Linked DNA regions of Homo sapiens: region 2 is linked to region 1. Evidence: chromatin loops called from intact Hi-C (ENCODE). Cell type or tissue: MCF 10A. All regions are shown on one strand. Region 1 holds the start of GRID1-AS2 (GRID1 antisense RNA 2). Region 2 overlaps LOC105378404 (a long non-coding RNA gene).

The links. A loop is a pair of places that touch in the nucleus more often than their neighbours do. Peaks named below come from ENCODE experiments on the same cell type or tissue, not always from the same donor. Only the 100,000 strongest peaks of a DNase experiment are listed, where the experiment ranks them.
Region 2: it touches region 1 in a loop (3-fold over the local background); 4 of 110 quality-filtered maps call a loop at or near these places.

Annotation. Positions count from the first base shown.
Region 1 is chr10:85,641,845-85,646,844 of GRCh38, forward strand. All of the region lies in intron 13 of GRID1 (glutamate ionotropic receptor delta type subunit 1), which reads right to left. GRID1-AS2 (GRID1 antisense RNA 2) reads left to right here and starts at 2,221. Exons shown (of 4, transcript NR_199154.1): 1 at 2,221-2,344; 2 at 3,720-3,822; 3 at 4,581-4,823. In MCF 10A, no CTCF peak of the experiment used is centred here; DNase peaks (open chromatin) are centred at 447, 1,077, 2,177, 4,647 and 1 weaker place.
Region 2 is chr10:85,554,321-85,559,320 of GRCh38, forward strand. LOC105378404 (a long non-coding RNA gene) reads right to left here. Exons shown (of 6, transcript XR_946157.3): 4 at 3,835-3,924. Among named protein-coding and RNA genes, the nearest start is that of GRID1-AS1, 21 kb to the right of the region's middle. RefSeq lists an enhancer at 3,624-4,823. In MCF 10A, no CTCF peak of the experiment used is centred here; DNase peaks (open chromatin) are centred at 2,981 and 4,381.

The DNA.
Region 1 (5,000 bases):
AAAAGGGGCAGAGCCCGGATGCTATTCAACGGTGCAGAGCTGGATGATGCACTACTAGAGGCACCTATGAGCTGTTAAATGGTGCAGAGCTGCAGCAGGAGCTTCTTAGCAGAGATGCCTGTGCACTATTTGATTATATAGAGTTAGAGGATATGCTCCCTACTAATGGTGCCTGTGTGCTATGAGATGATGCACAGCTACAGGCAATGTCCCTGGGTTGCCCCTGTCCAGACCAGGAGTCCTCAAACTTTTTCTATAAAGGGCCAGATAATAGATATTTTAGGCTTTGTGGGCCACATATCTTTATCACAACTACTCAACTCTGCTGAAATAGCAGGAAAGCAGCCATAAACAGCATGTAAATAAATGAGTTGGGCTGTTGTCCAATAAACCTTTATAAAAACAAGCTGTAGGTCAGATTTGACCAGGAGTCAGAGTTTGCCAATCCTTGGTCTAGTCTTTCCTTAGGCCTGATAAGTGCATGTGGCTGAGAGAAACGGAAGCAGCCTCTCTCCTCTCTCTTTGTGACACATCTTTCAGGACCAGGAAAATCTTCTCCCTTACAGAAGGTTATCAAGAGACAAGCCTGACAGGAACCCTGGAGCTATTTCTCTTGTCCCTTCCACCATGAAATCTAAAGGGGGTAACCTGCTAACTGATGACAGGAATCTTGTCTCCGATTTATCTGCCTCTGCTCAGTCAGACAGCAAACAGATGACTCATTCAGGAACAATCCTGTATTTATTGAGACTTACTGGGTGCCAGGCAGGTTTGTTGTGAAAATGGTGTGTTGTCGTCTCTTAATAAATAAAAATTCCCTCCTGTTCCAAATTCTTTCATCTTTGCCTCATCAAAGCCTGACAAGGTCTCACTTGTCCTTATCTTAGTGGCCACTGGCATGGTAAATCCTTTATTTGCATCTTTTGCTACTGATTTTTTAACATTATTGTATTCATGAGTAAGACTCTATTTCCAGAGGGTTAGTGATTTCCTAAGTGCCACCAATGGACAAGGAGTAGCTAGAAAAATAAGGAAGTGTTTCTCTAATGACTCATCTCCAGGTTTATTACCCTCCAGAGGCTCAATGATGTGTATTGGCATGAAGGAGTGGATCTCAGAGGCGAGCCAACCATGACATAACCCTTCTCCAGTTCTGATACCGTGGACAAGTGATCACTCTAAACAATTCCCCACCTAAATTGGTTTCATGTCATTAAAAGCCTTAGGACTCCCAAGGAGAAAATAACAGCATACCATCCATACCAACCTCCTTGACTTTTGCAGCAATTAGACATTGCTCCACTACCAAACACTCCCTGAAAATGGAGCTGAGTCATCAAGGAGCAACTGAAAATCAGAAGTGTGATTATCTGTCAATTGCTAAAGAAGTTTCCAGGAGAAGCCCCTCGGTGGGCTTCTCCTCACCTTTGCCAGGCTGCCTACACTGCATGGCAGCAGACTCTGTTTGGGATTTGGAGAGGCTGTTCCTCCCTGAATACTAGGCCCATAATACCCTACTTGCTGGATTTGTTCTGTAGTTTCTGGATTCAAGTCGTCATCCTCACTTAGGGCACAGCCATCTCCAGACTGGTCTGCTCTCTGGGCTCAGGGATTCACAAGGTTACTGAAGCCATAGTCTGGGGGCAGGGAGCAGAGGGGCCGCTCCATAGGAGTAGGGAAGAAGACAGATTTCAGACAAGCATTTAAGTCCAGTAGTCATCCAAACAGGCACACGAAGAAGGAGGATTTGAGAGTAAATCTGAGCTTTTCTTCCACTAAAAAAAATGCAGCACACTTCATTGTCTGACAATACTATAAACTCACTTTTATGACACTAGTTATAAAACCCTTAACATTTGTCTAGTGCTGGCAGTCAGTTTTTTTTTTCTTAGAGATCCAAATGCAAGAGAGAGATTTGTGATCCCAAAGCCAGCTTGGGGTTCATAAAATGAAGGTACCATAAAACTAATCCATCTTATGTACTAACAAAGATTAAATTCTATACCATGAAGTGATAGGCATTGATAAGAAATCCTTTGTTTGCATCGTTTGCTACTGATTTTTTAACATTGTTGTATTCATGAGTAAGACTAAATATCACCAGACGGTGAGTGGTTTCCTAAGTGCCGCCAATGGACAAGGGGTAGCTAGAACAATGATGAGGTGTTTCTCTAATGACTCATCTCCAGGTTTATCACCAACCAGAGGGCTCAGTGGTGTGTGTTGGCCTTTCTGAGGCATAAGCAGGCACATGTCGCCTGCAAAGAGGGAAGGGGTGGGTACTTGTGAGGAGCCCAGCACTGCCTTGCTTGGTCTGGACTTACGCATTTGGAAGAGTAGGGAGGTGAGCAGAATGAGATTAATGACAACCTTTGCTTCAGGATACCCATACATTTCTCCAGGAATGGCTCACTTTTTGAATTAACTCATTAACTAATTTTCTAAAATCTCCTGCTAATCTAAACCTAACACCAACTCTGACTTACCAACAATGTCCTTCTCTCTTCTCTGCTGCTCTGGCTCTCCCACCTGTAGCAACCACTGTGGTGAATCTTGTATTTTATCATTGCTTTGGATGTGTATGTGTATATTTTATACATTTTTAAGAGGGTATAATATTCTGTGTTACCTTCTATTAGTTGACCCGTATGAAATTGCCTTAATGTTTTATTTTACTCAATATTATTCTGCTAAGATTCATCCATTTCATTGTAGACAACATCTTTCTTTATATTGTTAATGGTCATTTGGATGGTTTCCAGGGTTTTGGTTCTACAGGAAGTGCTACTATGGCCTTTCTTGTCTCCAAAAGTGCATGTGGACATTTATTTTGGGTGGATACATTGGAGTGTAATTGCTGGGCCATACAGTATGTAAGTGTCCCATTTTATAAGAGAATGCTAAGCTCTTCTCCAAAGTGATTGTACTGAGCACACCCCCATCAGCAATTAACCAACTGTTACTCCACGTCTTCTTCACCGCCTCTCATTTTGTGCCAAACTAATTGGTGTAAAATGATATAATCTTTATGGTCCTGATTTGTATTTCACAGATCACTAATAATTTTGAACATCTCTTCATTTGATTACTGGCCATTTGTGTTGCCTCTTCTGTGGAAGGCCTGTGCAAGCCTCTTGCCAGTTTTCTATTAAGTTGTTTGAGCTTTTCTTATTAATATATTCTTGACAGTAATCTTGCATTGGTTATATGTATTGTAAACATCCCCTCCCAGTGTGTGACCTACCTTTCTATTTTATTTAAAGTGGCTTGTAATGAATAGAACTTTAACAAAGTCAAAAGTAGCTATCTTTTTTTTTTCTAAGCAGTGCTTTTTTTTTTAGCATTATGCAATGAATCTTCTTAAGACCCTGTGTGGATGACAGTATTGGCTCTCTCTGAGAGTCAAAGAAAGCCAGGAAAGGGAACGCGAAGGCCATTTGGCCCAGGCCTCACATGCACAAAAGGCCTTAAATCAACATTGTGTTCATTATCTTCAAATGAGGTCACCTACAGCCACAAAGATTCACTGTCAGGGGTGAAAGAAGATCCTGCAGCTTAAGGCTAGAGCATCATCCTTTGCAGTGCAGTGAGAACTACGAGGTTTTAATAAATCTTGTAAGCATGAGAATAGCACAGTTACACTGCATTCTATTGTTATTGTCAAAGTATCACTTTGTTAAATCTAAACATTCAAAATTTATCATGATATGTATTTTCAGATCATTTAAGTCTCTAAGGAGACCACCAAATGGAAAGTTGCCCAGGTCTTTCTCAAATCCAAGAGTTCCCAAACAAGGAGAATGGTGTGCTCCATTTCACAATGTTGGTAACTTACGAAACTGGAATTCACACCTAAATATGTCAAGCTCCAGAGCCTAGACATCTTCTGCTGTTCAATGTGGCTAAATGGCAATGAAAAATCATCCTGAGCATGGGATCCTGTACAAGTCATCCTGTGCACGACCATCTTCCCAGTGGGCCTCACTCTACATGGCACCACAGCTAGGTGCCCCAGCCTGTCATGGGATAGAGGCTGCACTCTGCCTGATGCCCATGTGTTTCCAAAGCAAAGGGGGACTCAGGCCTCTCTCCCTTGACCCCTCTGGGGCACATCAGGGAGGGGCTGGCAGATTGCTGAGGACCATGAAGGGCAGGGCGGTGGGCTTTACTGGCCCCAGAGCTTGCCCCAGGCTGTCCTGACATCCACTGCTCTCTGCAGGAAGGCCAAGAAGTCACTGGAGTGGCTGGGGGGGCAGCACAGGGATGAGTGTGTGTGTGTGTGTGTGTGTGTGTGGCAAGGTGTTAGTGTGCCTGTGAGGGTATGCATGAGGAGACTCCACAGAGGTGGCAGGATGGGTCTGGGAGGGAAAGGATGGGAGGAGACACTGAGGCAGCCAGTCTGCTCAGAGAGGCAGCGGTCCTGGCCAGGGGGCTGTACATGTCTCTCGCCCCATTCTCTAATGACCTCAGGACAGTAGCCATTGCATGTGGGGTTCACTGGACAGGAGGACCCCACCACCAGCAGCAAAATCATAACACCTGCCTTCATCCCACCACATTCTTCTTCATTGACCTCCAAGGGCTCTACAGCTGCACGTGTTGGATAAATGCCAGTTCCCCAGCTTGTAACCCAAGGAGTCATGAGTCAGAGCCACCCGATCCTCAGCTGTATAAGAGGATAATGCTGAATTCGAGTCATTGTGGGAAATTGACTGAAACAAATGAGCAACATCTAACAGTGCTGAAGAGCATCATGGCCTTTCTCCTCCCTTCCTCCCTCTGGCACTGGTATCTTCCCATCTGGCCTCCTAAGGCTTTGCCCGGTAAGGCTCTCTGCCCTTATCCCCATCTCTGAGGTACAACTCTTCTCACAGTACGGCCCCAGAGATGAGTCCAGGCCACCTGGCTGACCCTTACCCCCTTTCCCCGTATGCAGACTTCCTCAACCAGACCCCCAAGCTAACCACAGTGGGCCCACCCTCTCCCCAACACCCTCCCTT
Region 2 (5,000 bases), 88 kb before region 1:
AATATGCAAAGAACTCTTAAACTTCAAAAATAAGAAAGCAAACAACTCAACTAAAATGGGCAAAAGATCTGAACAAGTAATTCACCAAAGATTTACAGATAGCATACAAAAAGATACTCAACAACACGTCATTAGTTAATTACAAATTAAAATAACAATGATAAACCATTGCTCACCTATCAGAACAGCTAAAATTTTAAACTCTGACAACATCCAATGCTCACATGGACATGGAGCAACAGAAACATTCATTCCTTGATAGTGGGATTTGCAAAATGATTCAGCATTTTGGAAGACAGTCTGGTGATTTCTGACAAAGCTAAACATCATTTTACCATACAATCCAGCAATCACCAAGTAAATTTACCCAAATTATTTGAAAACTGATGTCCCACAAAAACCTGCATACAGACATTTATAGCAGCTGTATTTAGAACTGTCAAATCTTAGAAGCAGCCAAGGCATTCTTCAATAAGTGAATGGATACACTATGATACATCCATACAATGGAATATTATTCAGATTTTTTTATATGAGCCATCAAGCCACAAAAAAGACATAGAATAATCTTAAATGCATAGTACTAAGTTAATGAAGTCAGTCTGCAAAGGCCATATTCTGTACAATTTTAACTATATGACTTCAAATTAGAAAAAACTATAGAGGCAATAAAGAGATGAAGGGTTGCTAGGAAAAGGGTGGATGAGAAGAAGGTAGGCATGAGTAGGTGGAGCCCGGGGGACTTTTAAGGCAGTGAAACTATTCTGTATGATATCGTAATGGTAGATACATAACATTTATATTTGTCAACACCCATAGTACTGTGTAACACAAAGTGTAAACCCTAATGTAAAATATGGAATTTAATTAATAATAATATACCAATATTGGTTCATTAACGATAACAAGTGTACCACATGAATGCAAGATGTTAACTGTGTGCAGGGTATGGGGGAGAGGAGTAGTATATGGAAACTCAACTTTCTGCTCAATTTTTCTGTAAATGTAAAGCTGCTTTAAAAATAATGTATATTAATTTTAAAAGCATAGAACTGTACACTCTGAAAGAAAAACTCTACTGATAATTTCAAAAACAAACTGAAAATAAAAGCAACCTAGGTGTATAATAACAGGTGAAAGTTTATATGTGCACACAGAAAAATCCACTCGTTCATCATTCAACAAATATTTATTTAGATCTCCGTGGACTCTTTATGTCATAGTAAAGTAAAACATACATGCTCAGGATATTACCGTTTTTTCTTCTTCTTCTAAGAAAGAAGTTAATTACTTCTTTCAGTTAATTAATTCTTCTTCAGTTAATTACTGTTGCTTAATCTGTATCTCTTGCAACTCTCCAGTCTGTGGAACTGTTTTCCTTCTTTCATAGTCAGCTTAGGTTTTCTGGCTGAGCATTTTCTTCACTCTCTTGCTGCTACCCTTGCCTCACTTATCCTCTTGCCAAACTCGTGTGATATGTGTGCTGTCATTCACCTATTTTCCATCTTCGCCTTCTCACATAGCTCAATGAGCGCTGTGGGAGAAAGCCCCGAAGCAGCCCTTGGCATGGTGGTCACTGCATCAACTCTGACTTCAAAGAGGCGCACAGCACTAAGCAGTATTCCTCTTCTATCTTTCTTGAAAGATTTTACTTCGCAATTGTGATTTTTAAATTTCTCCATTTAAAAATAATAGCTGATCCCACCACCCTGTTTGCTCTCAGCAGTTAAGCTTTTGTCACAAGTAAAATAGGAGTTGTCCCATGAGCTCTACCAACAATTTCCACTCTAAACTGACAAACGTAGACTCATCCTGATTCATTGCTCTTTGTTACTGCCTGTTAAAATGGAAAGCTTCTTCCTCAAGGAGTGTTCTTGCTTTCTTGGGACCTCATCCTATCAATTATTTCGCCATGATTTGCTCTACTATTGTCAAAAAATCTCTGTCTACAAACTTTTCCTTAAAAGCATTCATACTTTATTAAATCTTTCCCAGCTTTGGAAGAAAAAAAAAAACTTCAAATAAACATTAGAGCTTACCTCCTATCTCAATAAGGGAAACCTTATCGAGAGCCCTTTTCATTTCTCACTTTCTATTCACTTCCTGATTCCAGTCATCTGATTCTTTGCCATGCAGCCATAAAATTGTATTCAAAAAGATACTAATGCTTTCTTTAATACCAAATCTAATTGACACATTTTTATCTTTATTTTCCTTGATCTTTGATCGGCATCTAAAATTTTCTTCCCTTGGTTTCTGTGACTTCATGCTCTGTTCTCTTCCTCATTTTTTTGTTTGCTCTTTCACAGACTCCATTGTCAGCTTTTGTTCTTTTATATTTCATTTATATGTTGGTCTTCATACTGTACACATAGTCCCTGAACAACTTCTTTCTTTCATTCTTACAGATCCGATTATGTATCTTAACTCCAGAAGTCTCACTCTTGAATTTGCTTTATAACCAACCCCCATCAGCATCCTCTACTTATATTTCCAAGAATACCTTAGAATTGAAATGAAAATCAAAACTCTTTATCTTCTCCCCTTCTTCAATAGTTTCTGCTTTAATTGTCTATCCAATTATCTAAACCAGAATCCTGGGATCTAGCCCTAACATATTCCTCTAATGCCTCATATCCAATCAATTTCCAAGCCCTCTTGGTTTCATCATCCAAACATCTCTTGAATGCGATATGTTACTCTGCAATGTCAATCACAGCCTAAGTCAAACTATCATCATATCTCATATAAATTATGAATTTTGTCTTTTAACTGGTCTCCTGGCTTCAACTTTGTTTGCCTCTGGTATATTTTTTCACACAGCAACCAGGGTTATCTTTCTCAAGCAGAGTTCCGATTAGATCACTCCTATGCTTAAAATAATTCAATGGCTCTTCTGGTATTTAAGCTAAAATATCATCTCCTTAGCAGAGCTCACACTCTTTCACAATTTGACCCCCATCGAACTCTACTGACTCAGCTTTCATCACTTCCCATCCACACTCTATTTCCCAATCAATCTGAACCATGTGCAATTTCCAGGATGCACACAGTTCTATCTCATGTCTACAGGTTCTATCTCAATGCCCTATTCTCAAAGAATGGAACACTCTTGAACTTTTTTTGCCATGCTATCTTCTATTTATTCTTTAATTCTCAGTTCAGATACCATCTACCCTAGATATCTTTTTCTGGGTAAGGACTGCCACAGTACTCTGTATTTATTTCTATCACAGCGCTTGTCCCACTATTGTAATAATTGGTTACTTGCCTACTCTTACACTAGTGGAACTTCTTGAGGGCAAATTTAAAATGCTGCGCCTAATTGATCTCCATGTTGCTGTCCAGACCCACAGACGATCAAGGAATGTTTAAAGAAGGAAGTTAGAAAATCAGAAAGAAAGGAAGAAAAGAAAGAAGGAAGGGAGAAAGGGAGAGAGGGAGAGAGGGAGAGAGGGAAAGGATGAAGAAAAAAAAAAAGGAAAGCAAAGAAGGAAGTACATGCCCTTTAAGATTACAGCTATGTAAAGGTGCATCATACTAACAGATATTTTGTTCCGGGTATGAGATTATGGGTGATTCACTCCTAGTTATGAAACTGTGTTTAAAGTTGTTACATTGTTTCAATAATTAAAATGTTACTGATTTTTGTTCTACAAGTATGTGACAGGTACTCCTGGTATGACAGAGACTGCTCTCTGTTCTTCAAAAGGTGTTTCTTCTTCTTCTTCTTCTAGGCGCAGGCCTAGACTGGGTTTCATAGCCTTCCTCTCTGCCAGTAGGGCCATAGGACCAAGTTCCAGCAAAGAGACTATGAACAGTAGTGACATGTACCACTTCAGGATTTGATCCTCAAATTCCTCTCACAGTGATCCTCTGCTCTTTCTTCCTGTCTGGAAGGTGGCCAGAGAGAGCATCATGAACCTAAAGGAGGGGAGAAATACAATTTAAAAAAGTCCAAGTCCTTGAGTGATTGCTTGAAAAGTCTCCCTACCAGAAACACTCGATTGGGCTTTATTTGGGTGAGATTGAGTTTCTATGGGGTGAAATTATTGAAGTTTGAGAATTTATCTATATGGCAGTTAAGCTAAAGTACTATACTTGGTGAACAGTTTAACATGGAACCACCTAGATACTGAGATGACCTTGATTTATAATTGGCTTGTTGTAGAGCACATGGGAAGCTGATATCACCAAAGCTGATTCCTACAGCTATGGAAGGATAAAATTTATCAGTTAGTAAAAATAATTCTATCACGAACAGTTTGAATGTAAGGGAATACTAGATACAATATTGTCCATCCCTCCATATTACACGTGGGAACTCGGAGGTGCAGAAAGGGAAAGCTGAGTCATGTGTTGCTAAGTCACGCTCTGCTTTCAACTTTCCCAACCACATGTCAGGATGCCTTGTCTGGGACAACTCACAGTTCATTGATTGTCCAGATAGCAACATGTGTGCTCTGGCTGCCTAGACGTGACACTCCTTTTCAAGCCTCCATGGGCACTCTTCCTGAAACTGCCTCTGTGGTTGAGGAGGATCACCTTCTCAGAGAGAGGAGAATAGTTCTTTGACGAAGAGCATTCAAGGAGCTGAAATTCCCTGCTAGAACATTTAGAACACTTAGTCCTCAGCCAAGAGGGTTCTTGTGACCTTGGACTAAGAGCAAACTTGCTTAACCAGATATGAAAAAATAAAATAAAATAGTATGAGGTAAAAATGAATTAATTAATTTTGTTATATTGTATTTTAAAATTTCTGTTTAGTAAAGAATGCTGTCGATTTTATTAACCAATGACAGACTGGGAGGTGATTGTGGAAAGATATAATCCCTTATTCATTTCTGGTAGAAGTGCAAAATGAGATGCCATTTGGGGCTATCTGATTTAGAAATATCTGGGAGTGTGCATGGAAGTTACATATGTGCACACTCTATGATTCATCCATATCACAAAGAAAATTTCTGCATAGGTCTACAAGAGGTTGAGTAGAAGAACAG